Linked DNA regions of Mus musculus: regions 1 and 2 are each linked to region 3. The links are chromatin loops, found by intact Hi-C in ENCODE. Cell type or tissue: left cerebral cortex. All regions are shown on one strand. Each heading gives the region's core, and the rest is flanking DNA. Links, peaks and the distances in the headings are about the cores only.

Region 1 (4,505 bases), core at 137-4,136, 270 kb before region 3:
CCACCCTTATAACATATATAGCCATACATTTCTACCCTCCCAACTTCTATATCAGTTTTCAGCCTTCCAAGGTATTTATCCATCCATTTGCATCTTTCAACATATAAACTCATCCATTTCCTCCCTCCTCGCCTATATACCTACCCATTTCAACACTCTCAAACATATATGCCCCAATCTGTCTCCACCACACCCATATATAGCCATCCATATTCACTCTCTCAATAGATAGATAGATAGATAGATAGATAGATAGATAGATAGATAGATAGATAGACACATAGACAGGTAGACAGACCTAGATCTATTTTAATGATGTCCTATCTTCTCTTAAGAAGTGTGTGTGTCACAATATGTACTCACTGATAAGTGGATATTAGCCCAAAACCTAGGATATCCAAGATATAAGATACAATTTCCTAAACACATGAAACTCAAGAAAAGTGAAGACTGAAGTGTGGACACTATGCCCCTCCTTAGAAGTGGGAACAAAACACCCTTGGAAGGAGGTACAGAGACAAAGTTTGGAGCTGAGATAAAAAGATGGACCATGTAGAGACTGCCATATCCGGGGATCCATCCCATAATCAGCTTCCAAATGCTGACACCATTGCATACACTAGCAAGATTATGCTGAAAGGACCCTGATATAGCTGTCTCTTGTCAGAGTATGCCTGGGCCTAGCAAACATAGAAGTGGATGCTCACAGTCGGCTATTGGATGGATCACGTGGCCCCCAATGAAGGAGCTAGAGAAAGTACCCAAGAAGCTAAAGGGATCTGCAACCCTATAGGTGGAACAACATTATGAACTAACCAGTACCCCGGAGCTCTTGACTCTAGCTGCATATGTATCAAAAGATGGCCTAGGCGGCCATCACTGGAAAGAGAGGCCCATTGGACACACAAACTTTATATGCCCCAGTACAGGGGAACGCCAGGGCCAAAAAAGGGGAGTGGGTGGGTAGGGGAGTGGGGGTGGGTGGGTATGGGGGACTTTTGGTATAGCATTGGAAATGTAAATGAGCTAAATACCTAATAAAAATGGAAAAAAAAAGAGTTTTAGTAGCTAATATTAGGTCTTTCAAACAAATTATATTAAATTCAAAACAAATCTGTACAAGTTTACAGTTTATAGTTGTTTAAAAAATAATAAGTGTCTGTAAATTTGTAATTGTATATTCAACACATTAAATATTTATGAATAAACTAAATTGGAAACTGAAAAAAAAAGAAGTGTGTGTGTGTGTGTGTGTGTGTGTGTGTGTCTGTCTGTCTGTCTGTCTGTCTGCCTGCCTGCCTGCCTGCCTGCTGTCTGTCTGTCTGTCTGTATTGTATTTATGATGTAAATTCATAATTAGGTGGATAGGTACAGGGTGGGAGGGTGCTCACACCTGTGCACAGGAAGGCCCAAGATCAATATCAGATCTCTTTCCTCTGTTTGCTCTCACCTTTATTTTTTTAAAGTCTTTCACTAAACATGAAAATCATCAATTTAGCTAGGCTGGGGAGCCAATAAGCTTCAGGAATCTGCTTGTCTCTGTATATAGACATGGATGAACCTCACAGGTTCATGCCACTATGTCCAACATTTCCATGGGCTCTGGGGATCCTAGCTCTTGTCCCCGTACTTGTAAAGCAAGCAATGCACAGACAAAGCCATCTCTCCAACCCCAGGAAGTTGATCTTGAGCCTGAACCCTAATTAACTCTTCTACTTGCTGTTTCTATTGTTCTGTGGACCACACCCTAGCAGAGCATATATCACATTGTATCTTATCTACACACAGAGCATATGTGACATTGTATCTTAACTACACACTTAATTTTACATCTTTCCCACTGTCACCTCCATGAGAGTCAGAACTGTGTAGGCATAATTGTGAACCCCACCTCAAGCTCAGTGCCTCTCTGGGCTTATTGTTGACTAGAAATGATAAATACCACTTCTACTTCAATCTAATGAGCTCTAGTGAGTAGTAAAAGAAACAACAACAAATCTCCTGGCCTGCTAGGAGTTATTTCTGCTCCTCCATAGAGCTTTAAACATCCAACAGTTTCAAAGCAATGCAGCAACAATAACAACACCTAAATAGTGGATGAAACAGTTCCCTAACTGATTCTTTCCTTGTTATTTTTAATTTAAAAAAAATCTCTTTTATGCCACAGTGTTCTAGATAAATCAGTGGCTGTGACTCATTGCTCCTAATGACACTCTGGGTCCCCTCACCCCACTGGCTTACACAGGAAGACCCATCTCCAAGACCCTGGGATTCCTGTGTGATAAATTCCCATACTTCTAAAAGACAGCAGCTGCCAACTTGGCGAGGTGGCTTGTTCCAGAGTGACAGTTCTGCTAAACACACTCCCGCCGACACTGCCATCTGTTTCTTGGCATGGACTGGGTAATGCAGAAATTCTCCTTTTCTTTCCCTTTGGCCCCTTGCCACTCCACAATGGTATTAACACGCTTGCTACCCTGTCTTGAAACATTCGGCTGGCTCCTTTCTTTTCTGGCAGGCTCATCCAAAAAATCCTATATAGAGATAAAAATGCCCTACTGTTTATGCCACACTCAGAGACACATCCTGCATCCACCAGGCTGCTATAAAAAATAAATGTCTGCTGAATTTTATGCCATCACATCATAGGGAGCTTTGGGGCCTGGGGAATGACACCAGCCTGGGTCTATATGTCTCCACCAGTTGCAGCTGTGTCAAGGTACAGAAAGTGCATATGATATGAATGCCAGGTGTCCACAAAATAACCTCCAACAACTTTTGGGATTGGAAAGTCCCCCTGCATTCATATTCTCCCCCACTGCTCTGATAGCATCCCTTTCTTCACTGTCATCTCCTTCTTTATGGATAATACAAGTCCTCATTATCAAACCTCTTAATCTGCAGCCAAAAGACTTATTTTTGATGTATGAGGAAATTCAAGCGCAAGGTGAGTCAGGCCCTACTGCCTTTGGCTGGGCACTGGAGAATTCATCCCTACAGCTTTCAGTGTGGGCAGAAACACAAATGGATACCCGGAGCCCTTCATGTCACACCAGGGACATGCAAAGTAGAGGATTTCACAGTGTCCAACCATGAAATTGAAACCCAGCTCCAGCACACACTTCCTCGTGATGTCAGAAACAAGCATGCTGGGCATTTAGAGACAGTTTATTGTTCCTTTTGCACCCACCGACATCTGGGCCTTTGGATGTGACCTTGATTTCTTGAGTTTGGGGACTGGACACTCTGGCCACTTGAGTGCACACTGAATGAACAATTGACAAGTGCTAGTTCTGTTGACCCTGTCAGAAAGGCACAAGAGGTTTCTCTGTCCACATTCAGATCTTCATTCCCTCACACATGTCAGCCATCCCTGGGCACTTGGTGACTTTGACATAGCACTCTGCTTCACACTAAAAGAGCCTTACAGATCAGAAGTACTAAACATCCAAGGGTCCTACCATCCTCAGTAAATTACTTTGGTGAGCTTACAAACTCCCTCTCTCTGAATAAGATACCCACATCAAACTGGGTATCACCAAGGCATCTCCAACCCACAGATGCCAAACAGAAGACATAATGCACACAAGCACACACCAAACTGTTTCTTCCCTTTGCCCTGTCTCTGTACTTCGCGTTGCTTGTCTCCCGTGGGCTCTCCTTCAAAACTTGGCACCTGCTCACTCGCACAGACACTCATATAAATCAATGCTTATAGGCCAGGTCCTTTAGCTGTCACTCACAGCCATCCCTTCTCTTTTTCTCCCTAGGCAGTCTATCTGCTTGCCCATCATTTTCATATGGAATATGTCCAAGTCTCAGGCTTGGCCACTGCCTCCAGCTCGGTTAACACGGTGCCCTTTCTTAAATCACTTTTCTGAGTGTTCCATAGCCCTATTTTAAAACTTCATTTAAAAAAAATATATGCCTGTATGTGTGCACCTGTGTAAGTTTATGTATACCACATGCATGTAGGTGTCCAAGAAGGCAACAGGGTATCAGATCCCCTGGAACTGAGGTTATAAGCAGTTGTGAGCTATGGATGCTGGAAACCAGACCCAAGTTCTCTGCAGAGCAGCCAGGGCTCTTATCCACTGAGCCATCCATCCACACAGTGCCACCCACCACCCACCACCCAAAAGACTTAAGTTTTTAAAAATAACATTATATTTAATTTCATTCTTTTTTTCATTTTTTATTTATTCACTTTATATCTTGGTCACAGCCCCCCTCCCTCCTCTCCTCCTAGTCCCACCCTCACAAATCGCCCCCCCCACTAACTCCTCCTCTTCTTCTCAGAGAAGAGGAACACACACCCCACCCCACCCCACCCCACCCCGCTGCCTTGGGTACCTCCCCACCCTGGGACATCAACTCACTGCAGGATTAAGCACATCCTCTCCCACTGAGGCCTGACCAGGCAGGCCAGCTAAGGGAAGAGAATCCAGTGGTAGACAACAGAGTCAGAGACAGCCTCTGCTCCAGTTGTTAGGGGACCCACATGA
Region 2 (4,505 bases), core at 137-4,136, 120 kb before region 3:
CATCCCCAAGGGCTAAAGAGGCTTCCTGCCATCATCATTGGGAGGTCACCTTTTTGGGCCCTAAACAACTGTAGCTTCCCAGACACCTAGGCAACAGAGTCATGGTGACCATGGCAGTACTCCTTTTAAAGTGTGCCTTGTACTTCATTCAAGTTGCACACTAATCATCCTGGTAAAAGCAGGTTCAAAGAAGAAGTAACTCCCAATACTCTATAGTACAATAAAGTTACTGTGGCACATATCAATTAATGGGCTATTTTTAAATGCCCAGTCAAAAGGCTTGTGCATGTTCTCAATACAAAGAACTAATAAAATGTAAGGAAACAGACATATCACAAATTTTGACCTTTACATATCATATGAATGCATTGAAATATCATACTGGGGACTGGAGACATGGTCCAATTGGTTTAGTGCCTGCTGTGAACACATAGGACTTTAGTTTGGATTCCCAGCTCTTAGGTAAGGGAAAAAGCCAGGCAGCCACAGTGATGTGCACCCATAACCCTGGTGCTATGGAGCAAAGACAGGAAGACCCCTGGAGCTTACCAGGCATCCAGAAAGCAATCAGTGAACTATAGACTCAATAAGAGATGCCCCTCAAAAAAGTAAGATGAAAAGAGATAAAGGAGAAGAGCCAGACTTAGCTTCCGGCCTACATAAACACACACATGCACTTGCACATGTGCACACACACAAGCAAGAACACACCCATGCATAGATGACAGAAGAGCAGTGTCTAAGAACAACAGAGGAATAACAAGATGGGGAGGTAGAGGGCACAAACGATGAGGGAGCACGTTCAATGTAGAATATATACTTAAATGGACGTGTTCTACTCTGCACAGTGAAATAACAGTGAAAGGATGTTTTTGCATTCTATACCTGGCCTCATGTGACAGACAGGTCAGAGTTTCATGCAAGTACACTGAAAAATGTTACATGAAATTATCTTCAGACTATATGTATAAGGTTTGGTGAAATATAAATGAAAAGAAAGCTCAAATCCAAAACACTTCTGGTTCCAAGCATCTGTAATGAGGGCTACTTTTTCTCCTAAGGGTGTACCTTAGGAGAGAGCTCTACTTTATCTACACCCTTAGGAGAATGTCGATGACCAGGCAAGTGCTTTGTGTTATGGATGTCCATTCACAAAAGACCTAATCTTACAATACAGAAAGGAATCCTGATGCCCTCCCTCACCTCCAAGAAGTAAAATGATGTTACAAGAAAGAGAAAGGGGAAGAAGAGGGAAAGAGGGAGGGAGGCAAGGTAAAGGTTCTGACTAAAAGGCAAAGCAGTAAGGTAAAACCACATCTGGGTGTCTCTGAGCTGTCAATCCCCATCAGAACCTCTCTCATCACAGACAGGCTGCAGGAGCAGCTCTTCTCAGTAAGCAGTGGCCTAGAAAGAACTTTACAATGTACTGTTTCCTCTAATTCCAAAGGAAAGGCAGGAACTTCTCAGTAAAGAACGGTGGCCCCCACCTTAGCCAAGGGAGAGAATGCATAATCGGTCTAAGACTCTAAATGGACACCACGAGTCCTATGACACAATACAAGTGGAAAGGCAACTTCACTTCATTCTTGCCAAAAAAAAAAAAAGATTTAATCACAAGAAAATGTCAAAAACAAAATGAGCTTTTTCTGCAAAGTAACTGGCCATATGCTTCGGTGCTGTCAAGCCCTGAAAGACAGGAATGTCTGAGAGATTGTCACATCCTGAACATGAGAAGCGGCGACTAAATGTAATGTGGGATCCTGGGGGAGATTCTAGAGTGGTGAAGGACAGATCTCAGTGGGGAAGGTAAATTAAAATAAACTGCACAGCGTGGTGAATAATCATGTTATCCTGCTAACTTCCTGGATTTTACAATTTCAGTGGTTACGTAAGATGTTATTATTGGAGTTAGGCTCAGTGTGGGAGACACATGGATGCTCTGTACATTTCTAAAACTTCCCTCTAAATCTAAAATAAGACCAAGGAAAAGGCTAAAAATAAATAAATAAATAAATAAATAAATAAATAAATAAATATCCCTCAGCGATAGAGCCTAGGAAGCCATGCCCCACTGGAGATGTCGCTAGTACTCCACATCTGAATAAGAAAAGGCTGGGTGCTCTATGCACCTTCTCTTGGATCTGGATTTACTCACAATTGAGTAGACCAGCTCACCTGGGTTTTGGTTGTGAGATCCACCTGACACAAGCTTACGGGAAAACAAACCTCAAGAACAGTTGTGGGAATTAGGGAGACAGCTCAGTAGTCAGAGGATTTGCTATACAAGTCTGAGACCCTGAGTGTGAACCCTAGCATCCATGTAAAAAGCCAGCTGTGGCGACATGTACCTGTAGTGCCACCACTGTGAGGCATGGCAATGGGAGGGCTGCTGGAGACTGCTAGCTGTCATCCTAGAGCCAGAGTCAATAAGAGATCCTGTCTCAAAGAATAAGATGGAGAGTGATAAAGCAAGATACTTCCTCCAGCTTCCTCATGTGTGCACATCTATGTACATACACCACACACACCTGCATACACACACACACACACACACACACACACACACACGAACACACACAAATAAAGACCAAGAAATGAACTGGAAAGAAAAGAATTATTTTGAAAGACATTAACTACAACAAGAAAAAGAAATAAAAGGGTCTTCCAGCCTACATGAGATTGGTGGGTATCTGAGCACAAGAAGAATATGAAGTCATGTGAGCACAGAACTCATTACATCATAGGTTCCTAGGGAAGATGAACCAAAGACAACCACATGATCCTCCTCCATCCATCTCAGCACAGACGGCAGACACAGAAAGCCCCTTGATTCATTCTCAAAAAGTGGCCAGGAAGATGACTCCTTATATTGGTCACTATGGTAGCAACATAACTCAGGGCTTTCTCACTACTAATTCTTTCCTTAGCCTCTGGTGTTTGCAAGTAAAACGTAAAGACCAGATGTCAAATATGACGGATTTCAATAGACATTCTAAAAATAGAAATAGAGACTGAAAAAAAATCTCAAAAAATAAAACCAAACAATGCCTACTGGAGTGAAAACGGAAAGTATACTGTCCCTAATAGTTACATTAATAATAGTAATTAACAATTATTGAGTACCAACTGTATGTCATTGTACTGACTAGTTTTGTGTCAACTTGACACAGGCTGGAGTTATCACAGAGAAAGGAGCTTCAGTTGGGGAAATGCCTCCATGAGATCCAGCTGTAAGGCATTTTCTCAATTAGTGATCAAGGCGGGAGGTTCCCTTGTGGGTGGTGCCATCTCTGGGCTGGTAGTCTTAGTTCTATAAGAGAGCAGGCTGAGCAAGCCAGGGGAAGCAAGCCAGTAAGGAACATCCCTCCATGGCCTCTGCATCAGCTCCTGCTTCCTGACCTGCTTGAGTTCCAGTCCTGACTTCCTTGGTGATGAACAGCAGTCAGTATGGAAGCGTAAACTGAATAAACCCTTTCCTCCCCAACTTGCTTCTTGGTCATGATGTTTTGTCCAGGAATAGAAACCCTGACTAAGACACATATATTGTTCTAAGATATCTGACTATGGACACTAGATAGAAAATATGCATAATTCATGGATACAGAAAGCAGAGTTCAGAGATACACAGTGACTAACTGTGACACCATCTCTGGTTGGTGGCAGATCTAAGGATGGAATGAGGTTGACCTAACACTACACACACTCTTCCACAGCATTGTACCTAAGTCATGGTGTCAACTGTTGAGTTGCTGACAGTAGGAGAGCTGACGCTGTTGACATTATGCATCAGAGACAAAAGTGCTATAAGCCAACCTTGGAGCAGAGGTGCTTTTACTGAACAATGCCAAACACAGCTGATGATTGTAACTAACCCAGAACTTCTTAGAACCTCAGAGCTGCTTGCTAATTTACCACCAGTTACACTCACTTGTAATCTAACATCAAACTAGATTCATTTCCTGGAGATATATATATGTATGCCATATCCTCTCTACCATGATGGATGAGCCCCTTTGACTTTAAATGACAATAAACAATAAGCCCTTCCTCCCTTAAATTGCTTATTTCTAGTTATTTCATCACAACAATGAAGAAAGTCACTGATACATTCACTCCCATGTTGCTAGGCACCTGGGGTGACATCACATCTTAGCTACTGTGAACACAGAAAATCAGTGCATATGTATATATGTACATATGTGCATAATATGCAACTTTACATATACAACACCTCTATACATACATACTATATATGTGTACATATATATAATACTACATATATTTATTATATACATATATAATGTATGTGTATATATAATATAAATACTATGTATTAAATTTCTTTATCCACCGTGATGGTTAATATTGTCAACTTGACAGACTCTAGAATGACCAACTCCCACATTGCTAGGCACCTGGAATGACATCACATCTTAGCTACTGTGAACACAGCAAGCCAGTTTATGTCTGTAGTATGATGACTTCACTTCCTTTGGATACCTATC
Region 3 (4,505 bases), core at 367-4,366:
TCTGGGCCAGAGTGATATGAGCAGCTTCCTCATAACACCTGCCTTTTGAAGCTACCCCTGCACTGCAGTCTTGCTTTAATTAAAATGTGCCTGATAGCATCTATTCATTTCCATTAAAAGCTGGTGATATCTGAGTAGCTAAGTGGGCCACATGTTTACTTCATCTAGGACTGGTAATGTCCCAGACAACAATTGTCTCACTTGACAAATAAACTCTCTAAGCAGCTGTTTGGATCCTGATACAGTAATCTCCAGCCGGCCTCCTTCTAAACCCAAAGATGGATGTAAGGGATGGAGATGGGGCTTCCTGGGCAAAACCAAAGGGGCTGCTTCCAGAAACCGAACACAATGCTCTCTCCAGCTACAAGAAACTGCAAACCCACAAGGCATAATTTCTTCCATTTCTTTAATTCTTCCAACAATTTATGTATGAAAAATATGCAGCCTCAGGCAATCAAGTAATTGCTACCAGGAAGCACAAGGATTGGCCTTGTACCAAGCTTAGGGACAGGTTGGGGAGCTACATCTTAGATCCATTCTGTCTTTGTCCAGGGTTTTTTGGGGGGCCTGACTACATTCCACTTTATTCCTCCAGAGCCATCAAGGCACAACTCACACAACTCACTGCCTGGGCAAAGCCTTACAGGTAGGTGATCATCCTCTCTACCATGTAACCAGAACTTCACTCCCATGACCCCAATTTCTCACAGCCCACCTCTCCCCCACATCACACAGTGTAACAAGAATGCTTTCTGGTTTCTACCAAGATTCTCAGCAAAGCTCTAAGTTCTCCAGTCAGCTCTGTCTCTCTCTCTGTGTCTCTGTCTCTCTCTCTGTGTCTCTGTCTCTCTCTGTGTGTGTCTCTGTCTCTGTCTCTCTCTCCCGTGCTCGCTCTCTCTCTCTCTCTCTCTGTCTGTCTGTCTCTGTCTGTCTCTCTCTCTCTCTCCTGTGCGCTCTCTCTCTCTGTGTGTGTGTGTGTGTGTGTGTGTGTGTGTGTGTGTGTGTCTCTGTCTGTCTGTCTCTCTCTCCCGTGCGCTCTCTCTCTCTCTCTCTCTCTCTCTCTCTCTCTCTCTCTCTGTGTGTGTGTGTGTGTGTGTGTGTGTGTGTGTGTGGCACCTAATAAGCCACCCACTGTTCAAGATGTAAAAGGGAGCTAGGATTGTAGGGAGGGGGGAAGACCTCACGTCAGAAACTGAAGTATAGTGGAAACTCAGCCTGAAGCTCATGAGCAGTTTTTGGCAACTCTTCAAAAGAGTAATGAAAACAAAGGATGTAAGCACTTGGGTCCTAATCTGGAATGATATGGAATGGTCATCAGGCTGCTCCTTCGCCATCTGTCTTCTCCCTATCTTCCCTTTCCCTGTAGGATGTCCCCAGCAACACTCTCCTCCTCCCCACCGGTAGCCCAGCACTAGTAGGCCATGTCCTCATCTTCCTGGAACTAGTTCTAATTGCAAGGAGCAACTGTAGTAAGCGCCACTTAGCCTTGGGTCTATTGGCTGCGAAGGGAGTTCCGGAAAGACACTCAGGTTCTTTTGTCCCTAGAGAAAGGTTTCCCCGTCTCACTGGGATTAGGCAAAGGAAAACCTTAGTCCACTTCGGTCCTGGGAAGTAAGGGAGGGGAGGCTAGAAGCTCACAGACCCCTAACTGCCTGCCAAAGTGGGGAGTCTGGGGCATAAGGGATGGGAACTTTTTAAGTCGACTAAAGAAGGGGTGTGTTCCTCAGTCCTCTAAACGTAAACCAGCTGTCTGGCTTGGGAAGGAGACTGAACCTCTAGAGTGGGGAATGAAGGTACTGGAGGGCCGCCGACATGGGGACAGGGAATGCCTATGCGTCCATTCTAGGGATCCGAAGTCTGTGGGCAATGAATCTGATGTCTGGCTACCAAGAACTATCTCTTCCCCTGTCTGCCTTGTTGATCTGCTTCCTACCCTTCCTAACCCCGCCCCTGCCTCCTGACAACTACTGCAAGCTTGGTGAAGTAGGCTACATTCTTGAACCCCAGGGACCCGGAGTCAGGGAACCCCGTGGAAGAGGAAAGAGTGGAGTGCGCCTCAGGGTCATCACAACCGCACCTCCAGCAGGCAGATTCTATAGGGACTTGGTCATCAGGCCAGTTTCCTTGGCCCCGGGTCCCACCCCACAATCTTGGATGACAGCAGGAGGAACACGGTTTAGAGGTTGAGAAAATCTTCTGTCGTCTCCACTGGTCCAATTTACCTCCTAATAATTGTTCGCTTAGTTGTTTGGGCAGGGAGCTGACAGGAGACCACTCCTGGAGTTCCCTCTGGGAGCCATGTGGGAACCACGGAAGAGCTCGCGGGTCCCCCCTTTCCTCGCAGCCCTCTCCCGTGCGCCGTCTGGCTCCCCCGGCTCTGGCCGCGCCTGCCTGCCGCACGCGCTCCCTCTGCGGGTGGAACTCCCGCGGCTCGGGGACACCCTTGGCCACCGCACCCTGCAAGTTCAAGGATGTAGGATCTCTGGCCACGCTGCAGCGGGTTCTGACTCCTTAGAACCGGGAAGCTGCTTGCTAGCCACACAAGGCTGCGACCACCCGGCCGCACCCCGCATACTGAATGCCCGCTGCTGCGTCCCCGGGGAAGAGAACACTCGCCCGGGCATCTTTTCTAGCGCTTTTACCCCGAGCTGTGCTGGGCAATCAGAACCCAAGCACTCTGCTGCCCTTCTCTAGCCCGTCAGAGATAGGTTCCGAGTCTCTCCTAGACAGAGTAATCCCGGGTTACAGCAGTCGGGAGCAGCACTATCATCACCACCACCTTCCCCCAAATCCCGCTTAATGCCCAGCCTTGCTTACCTGTCCTGGCGGTGCACACACAGAACCACAAAACTAAAATCACATCCATCGGCATCGCTCCGGAGGCCCCCCGCCAAGCAGGGCGCACCAACGCCAGCAAGAAACCAATGCTTCAGAAAGCCGCGGCTCTGTGGGCTCGAAGCGGCCAAACTTACTAGCGGGCGGCAGGGGAGGTGGCTCGGCGGCGCCCGGGAAAGCAACCCCGACTGCCCCGCCCCCAGCCCACCCTCCACCGCGGGTGGCGGTGGCACGGGGCTGGGGCCCTAAACCCTGCTGCAGCTGCGCTCCCCCTGAGCTAGGGCGGGAGCGCGGGGCTCCGCCACTCCCGCAGGTTGCCCTGGGAGTCTGTGCGGATTCCGCTCGCCTCCTGGACTCCGGAGATGCAAGGATCCCGGCTACCCGCGCCTCACGGCTTCACGCCCCCGCCTCTGCCACTGCGCCGCGCTGCGGGCTGCCCAAGTTGCAACAGTTCATCCAGGCCGGGTCCGAAGCCGCCCAGCCTGCGTGCGTGGGTTTTGTTCCCTAGGGGAACCAGACCTAGGCGGTGTCGAGAAGTGCTCCCAGCACCTCCTTGGGAAATAACTACTACCGATTCGCTCCAGCAAGTGGGTGGGGAGGAGCAGGTGGGGGCGGAGGAGGGGGCAGGGGACGGATGATGCCTGAGTCCCCAACCGCCACCTGTACTTGCTGTCTAGTCCCAGCCAAAGGCTCTTGTGACTGGATACTAGCTTTTAAGAGTGCTGGTTGAGGGTGTTGAGGTGGGAGTCCCTGAGCTTAGAGCAATCTATGGCTCGAATTTAAGAAGTGTTTGCTAGCTTCGTTCTACAGGCCAAATGCTGCCACATAGGGGAAGTTCTAAACCTTCTAAACCTTTTTTTTTTTTTTTTTTTTTTTTTTTTGGCTGTTGTGTGACTTTCTGGATGGTTTTCTCCAAAACCCGCTGTTTAGGTCTCGGTCTCTCTCTCTCTCTCTCTCTCTCTCTCTCTCTCTCTCTCTCTCTCTCTCTCTCTCCTTTCTTTGGAAACCCCTACTGGAACACCATTCTGTAGAGAGAAAAGCTGGGCTTTGCTGGCGACCAGTGGACAAGCAGAGGAGTCTCTCCTGTCTAGTGTACCCTCTGCTACTGGGGCCGCCCCGCTAGGGTCCCTGTACTGTGTGCTTCAGTCTATCTAGAGATGATGCAGTCACAGAACCTGAAAGGTCAGTACCTCCAGCTTACATGTTCATGCCATGTGACTCGAAGCCTCCCGCACCCCAGCTTGTCCTGTGGCTCCATCTATGGCTCCAGCTTCCCCCAACATCCAATACTACTCTGAGATACTTAAACTCATAACAACCTCCCAGATCCCAGAGGGGGGGGGGGGGAAAGAGTTCAACAAAAGAGCTCTGCTTTCTTTCCAGGGTTTCTCTCTGGCATTTGCCCATCCTCTGTGCTCCCAGGGCCTTTACTTCACATACCTTTGACCCCAGGAGTCCAGTGGGGGGTCACCAATTTAGTTGCACAGTTTATGAAGAGGAAAGGTCTTAACCTACATGGTCCTCTGACCTTGATCCTATTTTTCAGGACATTCTGTATACACCCCCTTGCCCATTTGCTCCCCGTTCGTACCTTCCCCGGCAGGTGAAGAAAGAAATCATGAAAGATAAATCAGCCTGAGAAGTACCCACTGCAATGCAGCTGAACTGGG

The links. A loop is a pair of places that touch in the nucleus more often than their neighbours do. Peaks named below come from ENCODE experiments on the same cell type or tissue, not always from the same donor. Only the 100,000 strongest peaks of a DNase experiment are listed, where the experiment ranks them.
Region 1: a loop joins it to region 3, with 2.1 times the contacts of the local background. A loop is called at or near these places in 2 of 42 quality-filtered maps.
Region 2: a loop joins it to region 3, with 2.1 times the contacts of the local background. A loop is called at or near these places in 2 of 42 quality-filtered maps.

Annotation. Positions count from the first base shown.
Region 1 is chr7:50,239,963-50,244,467 of GRCm38, reverse strand. All of the region lies in intron 9 of Nell1 (NEL-like 1), which reads right to left. Among named protein-coding and RNA genes, the nearest start is that of Nell1, 270 kb to the right of the region's middle. In left cerebral cortex, for the core only: a CTCF peak has its summit at 2,562; DNase peaks (open chromatin) are centred at 2,426 and 3,035; H3K27ac peaks cover 571 bases.
Region 2 is chr7:50,091,972-50,096,476 of GRCm38, reverse strand. All of the region lies in intron 3 of Nell1 (NEL-like 1), which reads right to left. Among named protein-coding and RNA genes, the nearest start is that of Nell1, 120 kb to the right of the region's middle. In left cerebral cortex, for the core only: no CTCF peak of the experiment used is centred there; DNase peaks (open chromatin) are centred at 1,775 and 2,236; H3K27ac peaks cover 810 bases.
Region 3 is chr7:49,973,756-49,978,260 of GRCm38, reverse strand. It overlaps Nell1 (NEL-like 1), which reads right to left and starts at 2,911. Exons shown (of 20, transcript NM_001037906.2): 1 at 2,818-2,911. The coding sequence starts at 2,872. In left cerebral cortex, for the core only: CTCF peaks have their summits at 2,421 and 3,621; DNase peaks (open chromatin) are centred at 2,512, 3,312, 3,553, 4,002 and 2 more places; H3K4me3 peaks cover 2,409 bases; H3K27ac peaks cover 1,344 bases.